Regions from separate parts of the Homo sapiens genome. Here region 2 is linked to region 1. The links are chromatin loops, found by intact Hi-C in ENCODE. Cell type or tissue: Calu3. All regions are shown on one strand.

Region 1 (2,500 bases):
TGCATAGTTCTGTACAGGTTCAGAAAAATATGAGTACACATGGCCTATATGTGTTTTCATTTTTGAAAAACGATCAAAGCCACTCATTTATTGAAAGGAATACAATACACAAAAAGAGATAACAAGGCTTAGTGAAAATAAACTGCATAAACTGGAGGAAGAGTACTGGAATAACAAAATAAAACCCATCAGTCGTTCATTTTTCATCACTGTCTTTCGTTTGCATTTACATTTCCTGAAATGCCATGGCATCGTATCAGTCTGCAGATGAAATGTGAATCTCGAAAGAAGAGTTACTTTATACAAAGGTGGAATCGGTTGAAGGTTGCATGTTTTGTTTTTACTGCATCCTTTAAAAGGATCATTAAAATGTTTCTGCTCAATGCAGATAGCAATAATTATCATTACAGGAAAGGCTTCAGATATTACATTTCACTTTTAAGAAAATGGGTTTTAGAATAAATATTAAATATATTTAAAATATATACAGTTTGACATTATTTTTCAAAATAAAAATATCTTATATTTTCAAAAACTGTAAGTTGAGATTTTGTTGCTTTGTTTTTAAGATTTGAGAACTAACTTCTTTCAGTATTATAATTCCTGGTGACATCACATTTACCCCAACAGTATTCAAATTATATATGTATTTTTGAAAATGAAGTTATTCAAATAAATTATTTTCAAATGTATCAACTTAAAACTATACTACTATTCTAGTGAGACTAACTTAAGTTGGAGACTAACTTTATAATTAATAAAGACATTTCAGTATGAAATGTGTAGTAATATACTGTGACTGCACATTTCTTTTTTTTTTTTTTTTTTTTTTTTTTGAGACGGAGTCTTGCTCTGTCACCCAGGCTGGAGTGTAGTGGCACGATCTTGGCTCACTGCAAGCTCTGCCTCCCGGGTTCACGCCATTCTCCTGCCTCAGCCTCCCAAGTAGCTGGGACCACAGGCGCCCGCCACCATGCCCGGCTAATTTTTTGTAGTTTTAGTAGAGACTGACTGCACATTTCTTTGGGTGAATATTACTGGGGAAAATAGTTAGAAAAAAGAAAACGTTTAAAATAGACCAAGTAGTCAAGAAGATAGAGAAATACAGTTTTTGCCCTCCTTTAGCTTTATATAGGAACTACTTATGCTTGTAAACATGAGAAAGACAAAGAATTCTTAGAGACTAAATGTTTCAAATGTAGAACTTTTAGACATTTGTGAGAAAAGCTGGCTTCTTAAAAAAAGTGCTTTTGACAAACAGTGCTTAAACAGAAATGCAGCCGTGTACAGGACTGTTTTTAGTTAAAAAATTTCAATGTGCCAACCAAAAAGCGATGTAATCGGTAACTGGCCACTAGGGGGCTTTCCTATTGGTCCATTCTTAAAAAGGACAGTAACTAATAATAAACAAACTGCAAAGATGTACTCCAATATTTTCTATCATACACATAGAAATAGCTGATTAGGAAGTGACAAGAGTCTGGCTATCCTATCATCTGGTTATTTAGATAGTATAAAAGTATTGATTAATTTTTTGCTTCTTCACTAAACAGAATTTTTTTAAAAAATCAACTGCTGTTATTTTGGGGTTTGTTTTTAGTTCAATAATGGTTGTTTTATCTGCTTCGCATAATCTTCTTTTGTTTTATTGATTTTCCCCAGAGATGAAAATAATGAACTTAATTTAATCCAACCAGTACATTGATTCAGTCTGTTTACTCAGATTAACCTAAACAGATATGCTAGCTTGTCAGAGCCTATGTTCATCATCTCTTTTGACAACTCTCCAAACTGTGGTCGTGTTGAGATCCAGTGGCACCATGGTGTGGTGTTCGATCAGCAAACCTTTGTTGAGCATTTACTATATACTGGATGCTGTGCTTGGTGCTAGGCTACAGGTGGAAACCAACTTAGTGTCATGGTCCTCACAGAGACGGCAAGGAACAAGATGAGAAAGGAAAGGGGTTTTGAGGAGGTTCCATTTGAGCAGAATCCTGAGTGGTACAAGGGAGAAAGCCATGTGAGTGTGATAGTCCAGAAGGTGGGATTTGGGATTTATTATTAGGAGGCCCGGGGTCAGGTCCCGTCTCCTTTACTCACCAGCTGAGTATGAACTTGGGGAGTTCGTGGACACTCTCTGACTTTGCTGTCTCACCAGGAATGTTAACAGTTCTGGCTCCATTCCCTGCAATTGTGCCTGCACCTCCTCCCTCACCAGATTTTGGGAGGATCAAATGAAGTGAGTGATTTGAGATCACAAATGATTTTTATTGAGTGAATTTTCAACTAGAAAACTTTGATAAACAAGATGCCTTCTTGTCCCCAAGTTTTAAAATATTTAATAATCAATAGCATGAAAAATGTTCCAATACATTAAGTTAACATTGTTTTTGAAAAATATCGTTTTTAATATGAATACATATATGCATAAGAGGGTTAGCCAAAGACATAATCCAAGATAGATATTTCTGGTTAAATTATGAATATTTTCATTTTTTCC
Region 2 (2,500 bases), 310 kb after region 1:
CCCAGGAGAGAAATGGTGGTTTGGGTTTTCCCAAGTCAAATATGTTGATAGAGAAGGAATTCACATTCCAAATGCACCATATTCCAAGGCGACAAGTTAAGAGACTCAAACCAAAGACGTAACCAGAGAACAATTTGTGCAGAACAAAAGCACTGGACTTGCTTGAGATGTCCAACTCTGAAGTTGGACAGACAGAACGCAGTCCTGGGTGTCATGTGGAGGTGAAGAACACACACGTGAGGCTGCGAATCCAATGCCTGCAGCTCCAACGAGAAAGCAAAGTAGGATGAGGAGATACAAAGTGTTCCCAAACTGTGATTACTAAAGGAGACATTCGCTCACTGAAAATTAGCTGGGGCACAGGTGATGACTGGAGTGAGCTGAGTCATACATCTCTTCAAGTAGCATGCAAAAAGGGAGACGATTCAGTGAGGTCACAAACAAGCAAACAACAAAAAAAATAAATCAACAGATAAAGTGAAGAAGGAAGAGGAAGGGCAACAATGGAAAGTCCCCTCCAAAGATTCCTAGCAACTGTAAATCCACAGGACATTCATTCATGACAGGGTCCCCTGAGGACTGAGGAGGTCAGAATAATACTAACAATGGCTACCACTTGTAGAATGCTTACTTACTCCCCAGAACAGTGCAAGTACTTCTCTGTTTTTCAATCTATTAATCCATTTAATCCTCAGAACAGCTCTATGAGGTGGGGACAACTGCCATCACACTCATTTTCTTGGGGAAAAATAAAACAAAGAACACAAAATAAAACTGAAGTCTAGAGAGGCATAATCACTCACCCAAGACAAACATCCGGCAAGCAGAGAAGGCGGGATTTGAACCTGGCAGGAGTCTAAAACCTGAGTGGCACTCCTCACAATTGCGCTAAGCCAGGGTGGGCACATTAGGTGCAGGACAGTCCTAAGAACTGACCGGATCCTTGTGACAGTGTTTAAGGAATAAGAAGATAGAAAACTCGACCATGCTATTGAGCTGACACTATGTCAGCTCATTGGCTTGCGGGGAAAAGGGTATGGAGGAGGAAGGAGCTTTTATCAAATGGCAAAGTTATTTTGTCTAAACTTGGGTTTAAGTAGACTTAGAGCAGATGAAGAAGAAAAGAGGCTAAGTTTCTAAAACAGGTATGGCTCTCACATTTTACCAGCAAGGATGAAAATGAGAGATTTATGCTAGTTGAGCTGGTGACAAAGTGCAGAGCGTGTGGAAAGAAGGAAAGCTGCAGCGGAAGCACTGTGATGCTGGCCCCCTGTTCTGGAAGGCATGAGAACCCAGGCTGGGCTTTCAAATGGTTCTCCTCAACATCCCTTTGGAGAGCAGGATGCAGTGAGAGATGGAAACAACGCCAACTCAACAGTGGAACTTAAGAAAGGACCCTAGACGAATCTGGGAGGGTAGGGCAGAGAAACGTGGCCTCAGCACAGACACACTCTTAGAAAAAGGGAAGAGTAGGGACCCAGATGGAAACACCTGGGAAGTTATGATTTAATTAAGGAGAGTCCACCTGGATTCACACAAAGGCAGCCGTGTCTAAGAAATCTGATTTATTGAGGAAGTACCAAGAAGACCTGACAGGGTTAAGTCATGGGTATAAGGAGAGCTTTTGATAGAGCACCATAGGCTGAATCTACGTGGGGAAAAAGCATGGGGTGCAATTGCAGCAAGGCCAGAGCAGAATGAAAGGCTGGGAAGGTACAGGAAATGGGCAGCCGACCAAGCAGGAGAAAAGTGAGCCTGCAGAGCCCTGGGCTGTACTCTGAAAACAAGGGCTGTGCCAATGAGGTCCTGACAGGTGAATTCTTGCTGCCCAGGAACCTGCCTGCTTGGCCTGCAGGCACCCTGACTTTGCACCAGGCAGAGCCTGCTGTTGCCCAGCCAGGTTCCACTGAAGATGTCAGGGGCCATCCACTGTACTGGGAAGAAGGCTGGAGTCATCAGCTGCAGAGGGGACCAGCGTCCGCAGGGGGATGGTTTTAGTAGACTGCACAAGCAGCTGGGGTGGCTGGCCTGTCTGCAACTGGTCCGACTGACCGGCTGAAGAGTTATAAAACTCCACACATGGTACAAAGGCCCCTTGTCTCCACGTCCCTCTGGTAGCCAGGTGTCCCTTCAGTGGGCCTCTTGGCCAACTCCTGGGATCGCCCCCAGGTACAGAAGTGGGTACAATGCAGGTCCTTCTCCACGAGGCCTGAAAACAAATCACTTACCACGTCATCTCGGTCTTCCCACTCCACCTCAGAGAGGTCAACGCTACTATAGTTAGGTTTCCTTCGCTTTTTTCCTTCTTCGTACTAGCAAGGGGAAGAAGAAAAAGAAAAGAAAAACAAAAGTCCGTGAAGTCATCAGCCAGGGCAATCTTTACCTTCCCAAGTCCTGTTTCATGGACAGGGCTTGGGAGTGGACCGATGAGGGTGAGAAGCCCAGCAGGGTGACAGTCCTAGGGACTTTTAATGACAGGAAAGCCAAGGTCAGATGCCTC

Evidence for each region. Peaks named below come from ENCODE experiments on the same cell type or tissue, not always from the same donor. Only the 100,000 strongest peaks of a DNase experiment are listed, where the experiment ranks them.
Region 2: it touches region 1 in a loop (7-fold over the local background); 27 of 110 quality-filtered maps call a loop at or near these places.

What each region holds. Positions count from the first base shown.
Region 1 is chr3:55,180,000-55,182,499 of GRCh38, reverse strand. All of the region lies in intron 1 of LINC02017 (long intergenic non-protein coding RNA 2017), which reads right to left. All of the region lies in intron 2 of LOC124906243 (a long non-coding RNA gene), which reads left to right. Among named protein-coding and RNA genes, the nearest start is that of LINC02017, 3.1 kb to the right of the region's middle. In Calu3, no CTCF peak of the experiment used is centred here; a DNase peak (open chromatin) is centred at 1,339.
Region 2 is chr3:54,871,351-54,873,850 of GRCh38, reverse strand. It overlaps CACNA2D3 (calcium voltage-gated channel auxiliary subunit alpha2delta 3), which reads right to left. Exons shown (of 38, transcript NM_018398.3): 18 at 2,229-2,312. Among named protein-coding and RNA genes, the nearest start is that of CACNA2D3-AS1, 29 kb to the left of the region's middle. In Calu3, no CTCF peak of the experiment used is centred here; no DNase peak of the experiment used is centred here.